Regions from separate parts of the Homo sapiens genome. Here region 1 is linked to region 2. A link is a loop called in an ENCODE intact Hi-C map of the cell type or tissue named here. Cell type or tissue: heart right ventricle. All regions are shown on one strand. Links, peaks and the distances in the headings refer to the core of each region. The heading gives the core; the rest is flanking DNA. Region 1 overlaps LOC349160 (a long non-coding RNA gene). Region 2 overlaps CHRM2 (cholinergic receptor muscarinic 2).

Region 1 (8,350 bases), core at 260-8,259, 260 kb after region 2:
TTACATAATGTTAAAGGTATAATTTTATGAATTGGACCTCACAATCTCAAATATTCGTGTACCTGATAATGCAGCTTTAAAGTATATAACAAAAAAACTGATCAAACAGGAAGAAATAGACAAATCTAGAAGTACTGTCAGATATTTCAGTATCCCCCTATAATTGACATTAAATGCACACAGAAAATTATTAAGCATCTACAGAACTTGAACAGTGCTACCAACTGACTTAACCTAATTGAGTTATAAAACACACAGAACCAGAAACGGAAGAATACACATTCTTTCTGAAAGCACAGAGAACATTTACAAAGATGGACTATATTCTATCCATAAAGTTTAAAGGGTTAATGTATACAATGACATCTGATAACAAGAAAATTAAATTAGAAATCAATAACAGTCAAATATTTAAAAAATCCTCAAATTTTGGAAACTAAATAATTCATAGATAAAAGAAGAAATTGAGAGTGGGTCAAAAATATTTACCAAAATAAAAATTAAAATACAATGTACCAAAATTTATAAGATGCCACTAAAGCAGTACTTATTAATAAGAGGAGAATTTAGGGCATTAAATACTATAAAGGTACCAAATTAATGACTTCACCTTTATTTTAAGAAACTAGAAAAAGAAGAGCTCGAATTTGTGGTAGAAAGGAAAGAGTAAGTACTGGAGTGACAATCAATAAAATAGAAAAGACAAAAGAAAAAATAAATGAAGCCAAAAATTCGTTCTTAGAATGAGTAATAAATGTGATAAACATTCAGTCATACTTACTAGGGAAAAAATGGGAGAAAACATAAGTTAGAAATATCATGAATTAGAAGTGACATCATTGAAGAGTCTACAGACATTAAAAGAATGATAAGAAAATATATTTTTATAGTCTTAACACCATACATTCAGTTACCTAGATAAAATGAACAAATAAATTTCTTGAAAGTCACAAAGTATAAGTGCTCACTGATAACTGAATACATAAATAATGTTAATATATTGATATCAATTTATTAAGTTAGATTTGTAGGAAAAAAAAAAAACTTCTCACAAGAAAAACTCCAGATACAGATAGCTTCACTGGAGAAGAAAACCAAACATTTCAAATAAATAATACCCATTATACACCAACTCTTGAAGAAAATTTAAATGAAAGAAATGCTTCCTGCCTTAGTCTGCTTTGATTGCCATATAAAATACCAAGACTGCATGGCTTAAACAACAGAAATTTATTTCTCAGAGTTCTGAAGGCTAGATAGCCTAAGGTTAAGATGTGAGTAATATAAGATTCATTCTGAGTACTCTTGAGTCATAAGTAGTTGCCATCTCTGTGTGCCCACAAGACCTCTGGACACACAGAGAGGAAGGGAAAGAAAGAAAGCAAATTCCCCCATGTGTTTTCTTATAAGGGCACTAATCCTATCATGAGGGTTCTAATCCTTCTGACCTCACTCTGACCTTAATTACCTCCCTACAGCCCCATCTCTAAACACCATCACACTGGGAGTTAGGACTTAAACAAATAAATTTTGTGAGAACACAAAAGTTCAATTCATATCACTTTCCAACTCATTCTATAAAAATAACATTACCCTGATTCTAAAACTAGTTTAAGATATTACAGGAAAAGCACAGACCAATATCCCTCATGAGTGTAAATACTAAAAATCTAAAGAAACTTAGAGAAAATTGAGCTCAATGACATATTTTTAAAAAGACAATACATCATGATCAAGTGGAATTTATCCTGGGAATGCAATACTGGTTTATCAGAGGATCTGTCAATGCAAATCACCATATTAATAAGCCAAAAAAAACAAACAAAAAACCAAGTTACATATAATAATTTCCATGCAGAAATACTTTTGACCAAATTCAACTTCCATTTCTTTTTTGTTGTTGTTGTTGTTGTTGTTGTTTATTTTGAGAGAGTGTCTCACTCTGTCACCCAGGCTGGAGTGCAGTAGTATGAACACGGCTCACTGAAGTCTCAACTTCTGGGGCTCACACTATCCTCCTGCCTCTGCCTACCAAATCAACATCCATTTCTTAAGTATTTGATAACACAACATATTAAATTAAGTAATAATTTAATTGTACATTAAAAATAACTAAGAGTATAATTGGATTGTTTGTAACACAAAGGATAAATGCTTGAGGGGATGGATAGCCAGTTTTCCATGATGTGATTATTATACATTGCATGCCTCTACCAAAATATCTCATGTACTCCATAAATATATAAAGCTACTGAGTACCCAGAAAAAAATTAAAAATAAAATTTTAAACTTTCAGCAAACTAGAATTAGAAGAGAACTTCTGTAACTTAATAAAGGGCATGTGTGAAAAACTTACAAGTAATAGTTCTACGTAATGACTTTGGATCTGATTACAGGCCTGTATTCCATTACAAAATCCATCTAACTGCGTGCTTAAAATCAGTAAATTTTGTTTTATATAAATGATATTTCAGTGAATCTGGTGAAAAGTTACATTATAAAATCTCTCATGTAGAATGTTATTTTACCTTGCACGCTACTAATCATTATCAGAACATCACCTATAAATTTTTATTGAAAGGGGCTTCTCACCCCCTCCTCCACACACAAACTACTCCATTTTAAAACACAAATCATGACAAATTATTCCTTTCATCAAGAAAAATGGTGTCTATGTAACTTATTCCCAAGTGTTGTAATCTATTTTCTTCAGTGATATCTTCCTGCCAACAATTCATCATATTTTGTTTTCAGACCTTTAACAATGATATAAATTTTATGTATCAAAAATATTATAACAACCCATTTCTACTTATGTGTCAAATCTTTCCTCCTAATTATTTTATTTCTTCCACTTAATAAACAAATGCCCCGGGTTATTACAATTTGCTTTTCCCCTGGAGAGTTTTATACACTTTATTTACACTGCCTCACCAAAATTATTAACAAGAATATCTTATTATTATTACATTATAGTGTCCCCAGGCAGAACCTGAAGTCTTGCTGAAACTAAAAGCTGGCAGAAGCTATTGATATTTTTATACAGTTCCAGGTAAGACAATAGAGAGAGGTTAGCATAAAGAGCTGAAGCTATTTGGGCTTCTTAATGCAACATAGATGAAAAGAGTCAAGAATGTAGTCCCAGCCTACCAAAAAAATAAAAACAAGAAAATTAGAGCAGGTGATAGAAAACCAGGGTCAGAACAAAACTGACAATTAAGGGTTGCAGATAACTGCAAACCAAGAGTCAGAGACTTGAGAGCAATGTCAACAAAGGTAGAGGAATTTGGGACTAATACATCAGCGAATTACTGGGATCTTCAGAATCAAAACAAAAATGAAATAGGAAGCATTCACAAGGTTTAAACTTGAAAAAGTATGTCTGGATCAAAGCATCTATTTGCAGATAATTACCCCCAAGTTTCTGTCTACAATCACTAACTTTAATCAAATGATCCTCTGATATGCCCGTGCTCACATAGGCCTTGCTCTTCTGGCCCTGCAATACTTTGGACCAGAAAACAGATTGATGCAATGAAGGGAGGAGAATCAGAATGAACAGTTTAATTAAAATAACATTTTTAGCTGAATTCTCAAGGTATTTACGTCTAAACCAGATATCTTTCTCTCTTTCTCTTTTTTTTCTTTCTTTCCTTTTTTTTTTTTAGACAGAGTCTCACTCTGTCACCCACGCTGGAGGACAGTGGCACGATTTCAGCTCACTGCAGCCTCTGCCTTCCCAGTTCAAGTGATTCTTGTAGCCTCCTGAGTAGCTGGGATTATAGGCATGTGCCGCCATGGCCAGCTAATTTTTTTTTTTTTTTTTTTTTTTTTTAGTAGAGACAGGGTTTCACCATGTTGGCCAAGATGGTCTTGAACTTCTGACCTCAAGTGATCCACTCTCCTTGGCCTCCCAAAGTGCTGGGATTAGAGCCGTGAGCCATCACGCCCAGCCCCAGAGAGCTTTCTTACTTGAAATTCTTGTTTCTATCTATGCTTTGGCTTTTCTTACCATTTTGATGTGTTCTTGGTATCACCTTGAAAAGCCCTGTTACTGGTTTCTCCTTTCTCATCCCGTGATTCAGCTCCATGGATAGCAGACTAGAGTTGTAGCCTACATAAGAATGTGGCTATAATTTTGCATATCCTTGGCTTCTCACTCTGCCCAGTCTTTATTTCACAGTAGCAGCAATCACATATTGACAAGACGTATTGTTTAGAAGACTTTTCTAAGACTTACAGAAAGTGCTTGCTAGAAGTATGTCTTGGATTATAATATCATTATTAATACAGCAATAGTGTTTAAAGAGTATTCCAGGATTCCAATGAATGTATTTTAGGCAACAGAGTTAAGAGCTCTTGTCCAACTGGGCTTGTTGAACTGTATCTCTAGTCATCATTGTCCCATTTGTTCTTAATAGAGTTATCACTTGAATGAAATGAAATTCTAAGCAAAATAAAATAATTTGAGTTAGGTCAGGAAGAGAAGTTCTGATTTGAGAAAGCTACATAGAGTTCAGAGAAGCTGAGAGAATCTAGAGAATCTCTGGGTTCTTCGTTCTTCCCACTCACTACACAATATACACAGAAATTTACCCTTAAAATTTCATCTCTCACTTTTTTCTTATCATTAATATTTTTTTCCTATTTCACCATTTTCCTGAATTCTGTTTATATTTAGTCTTACTACAGAACTTACTGGCTACTAGGTTGTAATTTAGAAGGACATTTCCTTGCAGATATATTCTGGAAGATGTCACTATCAGCAGCAGAAATTCAGCTGTCCTGACCAATAAGAAACATTCCGTTGGTCTTTGCACAAGAATGTGCCCACTTGGACTGTTTAATGAATTGTAGGTCTCACAAATTGCAGCCACTGTGTCTAAGGAATGTTCTCTCTCATTAAACAAATTATATTATTTCTAGGCCTCCCCCACACTCAAAACATACTCAATTTTCTTAATGACTCTGTAAGACAAGGTTTAGATAATACAGAAGGCATGGATATAGTATGATACTGAGGTCATAACAAATATTCAAAGTGACTCATGGAGTGTTAGCCACAGGGATTTGCCTCCTCTCTGAGGGATTTTGTTTTTGTAGGTTCACTCATAAAGATTAAAAGAAATAGGCAATGGGATAGTAAACTGGAAAATATATTTGAAGACATAATTCAATTTCTATCCAGTGGCAAAAAAAAAAAAAAACCAGCTAAGACGTTATAATATTGTCTCTGCCTTTTAATTCTCTAAGTGAAACCAGACTATCATGTAATAAATCTACTTTAAAGTGATTCTTTTAAAGGTAAAAAGTTGAAGGTAACCACAGAGAAGAATTTTAACCTTATGAGTAATAATCTAAAATGGTTTTTGTATTTATGTCTAAAACGAATGCATTGTCGGAGCAATCTGACCACGCAAATTCCTGTTACTGACGGGCAGAGCTGGGATTCCTGTTGTAAGCCTGATGTGGCTGTCTTCCTCTCCCTGTTCCATTTCTAGAAGTTGTAATGTTAAGATGCCACAATGCCTGCTGATGGTACTAGACAGAGTATTGCAGATGTTCTTTGAATACAAATACTGCCTGCCTCACATACCCGTGAGAATAGCTGCAGAATGGAGGCCATGATTAGAGGATGGAATTCAATGACCATTACTCCTGCTTATGTTATTAATTAGAAACATTCTACACATAAACAAGAGTTTCGGAGGAGCCTGTTATTAATGTAACAAAGAGATCTTTTCAGTATCTGCCATTTACACACACACGGTTCTCAGTGATTCCCAGAAATTGTTAGTAAAATCAAGTTGTTTAGAGCGCATGGCCAGATTTTTCTCATTTCCCAACCTCTGTGCAGAGCATGCTGGAATGAGTTATTGAGGGAAACTCTAAGAATAGAAATACTATTAATTCATGCATGTATAAAGTGCTTAACAGCTTACAAAACACATGCATACCTGCTACCTCATTAATCTTCACAACCATAAGAGATATGTTACTGATATTATTGCCATTTTACAAAGAAGAAAAAAAGGAGGTTTGGGAAGCATAAATAACTTTATAGGATCACATGGCTATTAAAAAGTGGAGTTGGAGCTACCATTTATATTTTTGATTGCAAGTGTGGGGAGTATCTACACTGAACTAAAAAATGACCAGCTAGCTCCAAAATAGAAAATACCTATAATTAGGCATGGTCCTCTCTGAACATAGCAAGTTATCTTTGCTGAATGCTAGATGTACATTCCACGCATAGAAGCAGAGAGGGCATTGGTGGAATTTGGTGCCTCTCCAAGCAGTGCTCCTTAGAATGCGATTCACATATTGGGTTGGTCTGCTGTTCGTAACTGGTCTCAAAGGAGATAAGTGCCAACATGGAGAGTAAGCATTTGGAATGTGGCATGGCAACTTCACAGAGTAAATCTGTATCTGTTGAATGACAAAAAATTGGAGTTTATATTTTGAATGTCCTTTTAAAAAAGTTTTATATTTTGTATTCATTTATGTTTATTGTATTTTACAAAAGGAGCAGCCCACAAGAAATTGTGGGAAGAAAATGGTTCCTCTCCCAGTTTTGCGTGCATGAGAAGCTCCACTTCAGGGGAGACTCACCTTGCCAAACTAGAGAATGCATCTGTGTTCAAATTCCTCAGGGCATCCTTAACAAGCTGTGTTCCACTCCACTGAATTGGCTTCCCGTGGATTCTCTCTGAAGGGCCCCTACATATTGTTTCCTGAGGAAACCTGAGTTTACACCAACATATCCTTGTCTGTAATGACCACTTCTGAAGAGTGGTTGCATTAGTTTTCTCTTGCTGTGTAAAAAGTTAGCCCAAACTCACTGGCTTATAACAACACCCATCTATTATCTTACAGTTTTGGTAGGTCAGAAGGCAGGGCACACATAACTGAGTCCCCTGCTCAAGGCCTCACAAGGTTGAAATCGACATGTTGGTAGGACTGCATTTTCATCTGGAGTTCAAGGTGCTCTTCCAACTCAGGTATGTTGCTGGCAGAATTCAATTTCTTGTGGCTGTAGGACGGAAGCCCTGTTTTCTTGCTGTCAGCCAAGGAGTGCCCTCAGGTCCTAGAAGCTGCCTCAGGTCTTAGCCAAATGGAGCTCACCAGAGGCAGTTCACCACATTTGTTTTCTTCCAAAGGAGTGGGAGAGAGATTCCAGTGTGTGACCTTCTTTTAAAAGGGTTACCTGATCAGGTTAGGCCCACCCAGGACAATCTCCCTTTTGATTAGCTCAAAGCCAACTGATTAATAGCCTAATCAATGACCTGGTATCCTGTTATGTTCATTGGTCCCAACAACAGTGAAACCGAGAAGATTATACCTGGCATGTATGTTCAGATGAGAATTTAGGGTGCATTTTAGAATTCTCACTACCACAGAGGTCGACACTTGATAAAAAGACACAAGGAAAATGCATTGCTCTATGAACTTGTCTTGCTACTCTCTTTAAAAAGTTTGCCTGGTAATACTATTAATTAAAATGTGTTACATTTCATTTATGTTGAACTTCACTGATTCCATTCCAGACTCTGCCCTCAATTTCAGAGAAGGAAGAATCATCTGTCTTAAGAGGTGTTTTGATCTTAAAATGCCAAAACAACAGTCTCTAGAGCCTTCATGAATCAAATTCAGACCCATCAATGCTTTCTACTGTGGCACTGCCAGATTGCTGGAATTATACTCATTACATCCAGCAGTTATGGGACTATGGGACTGTAAATGGAATAGAGCACATAATCTTAGGATGAGGTCAGGAGAAGTCAGACTTTGAAACTAACAAAATGGACACATAGTACAATGCATGACAGCATCTGTAACACTTCTTGGAGTGAAGTCTTTTAGATAATTTACTTTGGAAACTAAGGCACCAAAACCAAGATAAAATGAAATAAACTACAATCTTAGAAATCATAATAGTTCTGTCACTAGGTAATGTTATAACAGGAGGTTTGAACATGAATAAAAAATGCTGGAGAAGAAGTCATCAAAAATTAGAATTTTGCAGTCTCCAGTACTATTTAAAGACAATGAAACTCAAAATCATTGACTTAAAAAAAGAAAGCAATACCTGTGGTGGTTACACACAATATGAAGGAGTATCACTGAAGCTTAATAACTTTTCTCTTAATACCATTCAATTCTGTTCATTAGCAATAGGCACTAGCATTTATATGGTACTTTCAAAAAGAATATTTCATGTTTTTATAGACACACTTCAATTTATTCTAAGCTTAAAGTGTCAAAACCTCCTTCTCATGATGGTTTGTTTTGTCAAGTAGATTGTCTTAGTTAAAAAAAAAAAAAACAGACAAAAAAAGCAAGCAAGAAA
Region 2 (8,350 bases), core at 204-8,203:
CTTCCATTTCTCTGAGTGTGTAAATTCAAGAAGAGGAGAGGAAAAAATATCACAGGGCTGTTTACTTTCCACTTCTCTTTCTCACATCATCTTCCAATCTTCAGCAGCCATGGCCATGACGAAGCTAAGTTAAAAAACTGAAAACCTAGTTGAAAGACCATTTTATACAAGACCATACTGACCCCTAAATAACCTTTAAATGAAACACCATAAATCTTTTTTGTTTTACCAATAGCAGACAGAGTATTCTTGTTCCTATTTGAGAAGTAAGGGAAGTCCTAAGAGGTTATTTAGTACTCCTCTGAGGTGTTTTCTCTATCCTCTGCCTTTAGGAAACTGATACTGTTTGAATATTGGTCTAGTCCCTCCAGCTATTTAGACACCGGCTTTACACACGGAAGCTAATGGAACCCACTTATTTAACTTGACAATTTAACCTCTTCACATGGACCTACTGTTTTTCTTACACTCATACGTTATATTCAACTCCTTTATACAACAAAATTCTTTTGATATTCTCCGGTTTCATTAAAAGAAACCTGCTCCATAAGGATGGGACTTGTATTCCCTCCTTTCCTCCTCCTCCCCTTTCTTCTCCCCTTTCTCCTCCTCCCCCTCTTCACCTTCCTTCTCCTCTTCCTTTCTCCTCCTCCTTCCCCCTCCTTCTTCTCAGCATTTAATTTGATGCCTGCCTCTATTCTTGGCACATAGCAGAGCTCAATAAATGTTTATTTAATGATACTTTATGCTAGTAGTCTGCTAAGAGTTCCAAGTTTCCTACTACCCCAATCTGCTTCTTCTGTTGGTTTCATAATACTGAGTTATTCCTTTCTGAAATAGCTCAAAGAAACTCTTTCTAGGTAAAATTTTTCTTTGAAAATAAAACTTCCTTTCTGATAAATGTTTCCACTTTCGAAACCAATATTTTATCTAAGCCTGAGCAAAATTTCCTCTAGGCCATGCTTATAGGTATATAGTAATATTATTTTGTTTAAGCTGAATCTAATTAATCTGAAACACATGAACTTTTAAAGAGACCAGACTTTTTTGTTTATGCATATTATATATGTTAAAAGAAATTTTAGCCAGCTAAACATTGCATATGATTTAAACAGTATATTTTTTCCATATTAGGGATGGATTTAGTACAGTTTCCTCTTTTTACTTGACCCAATGTAAAAGATAAATGAACAAAGATGAAGAATAATATACCTCATGAAACTAAGTAACATTCTGGATAATTTGCCATGCAATAGCCTTAGCCTTACTCAAAAGAGGAAGGAGAAGTACTACACTTAGGTGCCCACTTTCATCTGCTCTCTTACGTAGGGCTTAGCGTTCCCTCCTAATAGCACTACTTCTGCCTTAACAGTTACAGTGGACCTAAGCTCCCTAGCAGTGGGGATCTTCCACTTGTTTTTACCACCTTCTAGGGAGCTTAGAAAGAGAAGGTTTTGGCATCTTTCCCTGTCTTCAGCCTCCGGTGTCTCCCAAAGGGTACTACAGTTTCAGGCAGTACAAAGTAGTGGATAAGTATATTCAGTTTGGAGACAGTTGTGTCATTGTTAGTTTACCCTTAATATCTTCACCTTCATGAATTTAAAGATTTAGTGGGGTGTCCAACATCATCTAGTCTGATGCCTTTATTTTATAGTGAGGAGACTTACTAAGGGTAAAAACAGTCGTAGCTTATTATGTGGGTGACAGTGATCAGAGGTGACAGAAACAAGACTTTGAGTCTGAACACCTTGACAACCCATTATCAGTTTCATCAACCTACAATGAATACTTCTATGGAAGGTTCCACATGATTATTTTCAATCTTAGACTTGTATTCCTTCTAAGAAAGATATGAGGCTATAAAAACTCTTTCTTTGTTATTCTTTCTGGTTTGTGTGGGACTTTTGATTCTGTTTTTCACCTCTCCTCTTCTGTTTCCCTGATGTTTTACAAAGGGATCTTACAATTTAGTGGTAAGATTTTGTTGGAAAGGCTGGATTCAAACATGAGCGACTGTCAAAACTTTAATGACAGGTATGAAATGACGCCAACCTATCAGAACATGTGTTGGCCATTGTATTGTTCTTTGGGTCCCTGCTGAGAATCAGTCCTGGTTCAATGAGTTACTCTAATCTTGAAAGCATCTACTTTCTTGCTTTCCAGATATTCTGGAAATATAATCTAGTCATTTTTCCTACTGAATTGCCTGTAAATGATTAGGGTTTTCATTAATCATTGCAGTATCTACTTGGAGTAATGTATTTTTAAAAAATAATGGTGATGCTCATAAAAATATATCAACTTAATCTTGCAACTTTACATGATTGAGAATAGTTAAAAATTAATTACACAATGAGTTTGTTCCCTGGAGATGTATGACAACTTCAAAAGCTGAAGAAAGTATGATGGATGAACTCTTTTATAAAACGACATCAAAATCTGCTTCTTTCTTTTGCTTCCCCAATTCATAAGGTCATTAGGAAACTGTTGTCACGTTGAGTGCCAAATTTGCAAAAATTGTCTGTGCAATGTCTTTAGAGTAAGAAAAAAAGACAAATTAGAAAGCTGTATTTTGATGTCATCTCTCCTAATTCTGTCAAAGTGTTTTTCTTCCAAATAGCAGATTACTTCATCCTAAAGGCTTGATAACCATAAATGTAATCAGCTTTGCCACAAATGTTTTCAAAATGAAATGCCTTTTTTTTTTTTTGGTTGTCTTTTTTGCTTTGTTTTTTTATCAGGGGAAAGTGGAGAGGAGAAGCAATTGGTGGTGAGTTGAGGAACTGGTGTTTTCTGAGACACTGAGCATTTCATAGTCCAGAGAAATTCACAATTAGGTGATAGAATGTGCTCCCAGACCACTGTCACTTACACTGGGAATGTGATGTCCTCCTGGGGAATGTTGGGAAGGCACTTGCAAAGCTATTTTAAGAGGCGTTTGGAACTGTGAGAGGACAGGGAAGTATAGGAGAACATGCCAGAAGCCTTGTTTGTAAATACTGTATTCTCTTTAGGGGCTACTCAGTGGCAAAATCAAACAGATATTTTGCCAGACAATAAAGCAGCTCATCTTTACTTCCTAAGAGAATTCCACACTCAGTGAAGATCAAAACTTACAATGAAAACATTTTAATGAATCACAGAAAATCAGTTTTTCTGTTTGTTTGGTTGTTGGTTTTGTGTCTTTCCTGGTGTGAGCTCCCCAAGCTTACAGATGAGCTGATGCTACTAGTTGGTACCAGTAATCCATCAGAAGACAGATGAAACTTTGTAAGAGAAACTGTATTTGATAAAGCTGAAAGCTAACTTGCTTCAATCTTTTTAGAAAATGTTTTATTCATCTTCATAGAGACCCAAAGGAAAAATAATTTGGACAGGGATGGCAATTCTGTGACAGTTTATCATCCCTCCTTAGCAATGGACCAAAGAGAGAAACAAATAGGAAGTCAAAAATTTCCTCGTTTCCTGGTCTGTGACAACCCCAAAGATTCCAAAGAGAGTTGGAGAATAGCTTGCTTGCAAAAGTGAGCAGGTCTCACATACTCCCTTCAACTCCATCTCCTAAAAAGTAATTTAAATTTCAGGGGTATCATCTGTATAGCCACATAAAGAGGACATTGTCCATATTTAAAACTGAGAAATATCCATCATTCATATCAGTAACATTTTCATCTTATTATTCTGCTTTTTAAACTTACATTTCTGTCCCCCTGCAGTATTCAGTCAGTTGTATACCAAGATCGTGTAAGTGCTTTATAAGTGACAGATATTAATGCACTAGAAATGGTTATTTATTTATTCTTCAACATTTATTTCTGCAGACTTAGTTACATACAGGTACTATACTAGACATCTAGGATACAAAGGTGATTCATCATAATTCTAGCCTTTACAGTCTGTCCTGAGAGATTAGATGAGGAAAAAACAATGATATACAATACACAGGTGATAAATCAGAGACATTAAAACTCCTTGAATCACAGGGAAAAATTAGACTAACCCAGCTGGATCTTGGTTTAATAAAGCACTAGAGAGTCAATGGGGTCTTACTGGATTGAGGGGGGAAGAGGAAGAACTTAGCAGAAGAGGGTAGAGCATGTACCAACACATAGGAATGGAACATTCAGAGTCCCGTACGTTATTCTCAGTAGCTACAGCCTAGGGTGGTTTTGGGGAAATGGAAAGGAAGGCTGAAACATAGATTAGGCCAGACTATGAAAGAGTCAGTATGGCATCCAAAGGTCTATACCTATCCTGTTGGCTAGCATGAGCAAAATCTGTCATCGAAGGGAAACATTTTATGTTTAAATCATATGCCCTACACCATCCTATTTCATTTGACATTTACCTAAAAAGGTAGTAAAAAATCTGGGTAGAATCACAGGTAGATTGTTAGATTGGTCAAATGGCAACATCTAGCTTATGATGTCTGCCAAAATCATAGTACCTTGTGGTAAGGAAGTGGGTCCATGAAAACACCGAGTGATAGTTCTCTAGTTTTATGTGACTTCTCCCCATTCATAACTTCAAATGGTCTGGGCTTTGGGTAAACAGTAGGCTCATTCATATGTGTACAGTAAAGCAAGTACCCAAAGCACTGAAAGAAGCCAAAAATTTACACCATTGCTTTCTGACTCCTCTTTGAGAAGAAGACTCAGATTCTTGCCACTAGTGTACTTCAAAGTGTAATTTCTTGTCGATCTAAGGCAAGGTGTGTGAAACACAGTGCCTGGACATCATCTGGTATGGATTTAGGAAACTTGATTTTATGTAGCGGTTCTAATTGAAAAATTCTGAGCCAGGCACAGTGGCTCATGTCTGTAATCCCAGCACTTTGGGAGGCCAAGGCAGGTGGAGTATTTAAGCCCAGGAGTTCAAGACCAGTCTGGGCAACATAGGAAAACTCTTCTCTACAAAAAATACAAAAAAAAAATCTAGCCAGGTGTGGTGGTGCACACTTGTAGTCCTAGCTACCTGGGAGGCTGAGGGGGAGGATCATTTGAGCCCCCAGCAGGTCGAGGCTGCAGTGAGCTGTGATTGCACCACTGCACACTACCCTGAGCAACAGAGTGAGACCCTGTCTCAAAAAGAAAAAAGAAAATAATAATTCTATAGCCCATCATGCCTCAAACATACCTAGTGGATTAGGTGTCTCAGTTGGGGTTTCAGAATGTATGTCCACCACTTCATCTTTCTGTAAGATGTAGGCCAAAGGATACAATGTAGCAAATATGTAGTTGAACAAGTCAAAAGATCTAATGTACAGCATGAGGACTATGGTTATTAACAGTGTATTGTATTCAGGCTTTTTATGAGTAGATTATAGCTGCTCTTGCCATAGGGGCAGTGAGACTGCATAACTCTGTGAGATGATGGCTATGTTAATTTATTCTACTATACTAACCATTTTATTATATGTATATATCTTATAACATCATGTTGTATATCTTAAATATACACAATAAAATGTATTTTAAAAATGCTTTGCTTAAAAAACCTTTACAATTTGCAAAGGATTAATGTATCCATCACCTTATTCGCTTTTCACAAAAAAAAAATCCCACAGGATAGTAACAACACATTGAGGAAATTTAGAATTGTCAATCTCTGGTGACTTGTCCAAGGTGACACAGCTTGAATGAGAATCCAGATGGCCCAACTCTTATACTCTTGGGTTTTTCATCCTTCCTTACAGTGATAAGGATGAAATCTCACTGTGCCATTGCCTGAAATACCCTGAGTGTCTGACAAAAGTTAACTGGCACCTCACCCACAATTAATTCTCCAGAGAAGTGAGTTAAGAGTGATGAGTCTAAACTTGTCTCTTGAATCAACTCACCCTCAAAGAACAGATAATTCATTGTGAAACTCAAAACCTCACTGACCATGCCTCAGAAGAATTATTCCATCTCCCTCCTAAGGAAACCAAGCGTTCTCTCAGAAAAGGAGATAAAGAAATTTCTGCTGCTGGATCTCTGTGAAGCAGTTCCCCCTTTTGGGAAACTTAGGGTTTTATATATTTTTTAAATTTTACTTGAAAATGTCTTGTGATCAAATGTGTCCCCATTTTACATTTGAAGAAACAGATGTGAAGAGAAAAAGTTCTCTCTCCTGGGAGGCACTTTGATGGCTACCTTTGATTACCGAGAAAACCTCAGCTCGGGAATCTTTGGGAAGGCAGAACTGGAGGAAAACTCTCTCTAGGATTTTCAAATCCTGAGGGTTGAACATCAGCTTTCTCCTGTGAGCCCTGAGGGGAGCTCTCTGGGATTTCCTGACAGACTCCACTTTCCTCAGGGCTGAATTAACAATTCCCATTCTTTTTGCTTCTTTCCCCTGGCTCTGCCAGATGTGTTACTTTGCCCTGCAATATTTAAGCAGGAGAATTTTACCTGGGAGCTGCCATGCCCATCGAGTCGTAGCTTAGTCCATGGACCCCTATCATGAAACCTAAGAAAGGCCTTATTGTCTTAAAATAGATAGGAGCCAAATTCCCCTCTTCCCTGTGATGTCTGCTAAACGTACATGTCCCTGCCCATTGCTGCGCTGGGGAAAGGAGAGATACCATACTTCTAAGCACCTTTCTGATTTAATCCTTGCTTCAGCCTATGGGAAGCAGTTGACCTGTTGTTGTTGGAAGCTGTGAGAATTCAGCGAGAAATATTTTAGCAGGTTTTCAGAAAGGAATTACATATGTGAATAGGAATAACATTTTTCAAGTCACACCAATCATCAGCATTCACCCTGTTGGGCAAAAGGTCTCTGTGGTGGGGAGTGAGTTTAAGAAATGAGGGATTGGCATTTTCAGCTCAGGCTGTGTGTTGATGAGCCCTGTGCCTCATGATTCCCCTTAATTTAACATGGAGGATGATCTATTTTATGTCTTTCAGTGGGAAACCCTAAGAAGAGTTATTCTTGTTAATAAAACGAGTCAGGAACTGCAAAAAGAATATTGGCGTGCTTGTTCCAATTAAAAGTAATTACCAATTCAATCACGCCTGTAATCCCAGCACTTTGGGAGGCCAAGGCAGGCGGATCACGAAGTCAGGAGATCGAGACCATCCTGGCTAACACGGTGAAACCCCTTCTCTACTAAAAAATACAAAAAAATTAGCCGGGCGTGGTGGCGGGCACCTGTAGTCCCAGCTTCTTGGGAGGCTGAGGCAGGAGAATGGCATGAACCCGGGAGGCGGAGCTTGCAGTGAGCCGAGATCGCGCCACTGCACTCCAGCCTGGGCGACAGAGCGAGACTACATCTCAAAAAAAAAAAAAAAAAAAAAAAAAAGTAATTACCATTTCAAAAAAGAACTTTTCTATCAATCATGTAGCTCAATTTGTACTGTCTCCATTTCTTCCAGAATTATTGTTCTTGAGTGTTGGTGCAAAATTCAGTATTGGTGGATAGGTGATTTCTGAGAGAAGGGCTGGCATTGTGAGGTTGCTTGCTCAGCCTTCACTGGATGGCTGGTGCTTGGTGAGTGGCTCTAAGAGCACTGGGGGAACCACTTCTTATGTAAGGGTCATTTGACTTTGAGCTCCTCTTGAGCTAAGGAAGAGAACAATCCCTTTATACTGGTTAACATTTACTGCTTTCACATTTTTTTCATCTATTGATCCCTCTACAATCTGGGTGAGGTGGGCATTATTACTGATATCCAAATGAGGAACAAAAGTATTTAAGGGTTTCCCAATCTTAACTGAAAGTATAAGACAGAACCAGGACACAAATCAACTTTTCCAACTCAGATGCACCACACCTTTCCACAAAGGGTGATTCTCAGGACATAACCCAATCCTGAGGTTTCTTCATTTCTAAAATGTGTAATACCAATGCCTGCAATTACTTTGAAAAATTACTCAAGAATAAAAAGAAATAAATTTGGAAACATTTTGTAAACACATAAATGCTATACATATGCGGTGTACTAAAATGATAATCACTATTTGCAATGATTTAGATTCAGATAGAACCTCCAACTCTATTCATTTGGTTTGTTTAGCTATTGCGGACTGTTGCGGGAATGTTGTTTTTTTCTCTATGTTGAGTATATTTTAAAATTATGTTTAAATTCGTTAGACTTAGTTATTCCTGTTGGACTCAGAGATATTTCACAAATATAAAGCACAGACAGGCGACCTCAGCTGCCTCCTCTGTTGACTAGGATTTTCCAGGGAGGAATAGACTTCTCCCTGCTATAGCACACCTTACCACATTCAGCTGTTATTATTTTCTATCCATCTCCAGCATGAACTTTACAATTAATTATCCTACATATATTTTTTTCTAACCTGGGATCCTATGTCAAGGTTATTGCCAAATTATCAAGACAGCTGCTTCAAAACTGAGACA

The links. Hi-C counts contacts between places; a loop is a spot of excess contacts. Peaks named below come from ENCODE experiments on the same cell type or tissue, not always from the same donor. Only the 100,000 strongest peaks of a DNase experiment are listed, where the experiment ranks them.
Region 1: a loop joins it to region 2, with 2.6 times the contacts of the local background. A loop is called at or near these places in 4 of 110 quality-filtered maps.

What each region holds. Positions count from the first base shown.
Region 1 is chr7:137,141,266-137,149,615 of GRCh38, forward strand. The region is part of intron 1 of LOC349160 (a long non-coding RNA gene); the gene reads right to left. Among named protein-coding and RNA genes, the nearest start is that of PTN, 200 kb to the right of the region's middle. In heart right ventricle, for the core only: no CTCF peak of the experiment used is centred there; no DNase peak of the experiment used is centred there.
Region 2 is chr7:136,881,789-136,890,138 of GRCh38, forward strand. All of the region lies in intron 2 of CHRM2 (cholinergic receptor muscarinic 2), which reads left to right. Among named protein-coding and RNA genes, the nearest start is that of MIR490, 17 kb to the right of the region's middle. In heart right ventricle, for the core only: no CTCF peak of the experiment used is centred there; no DNase peak of the experiment used is centred there; H3K27ac peaks cover 4,359 bases.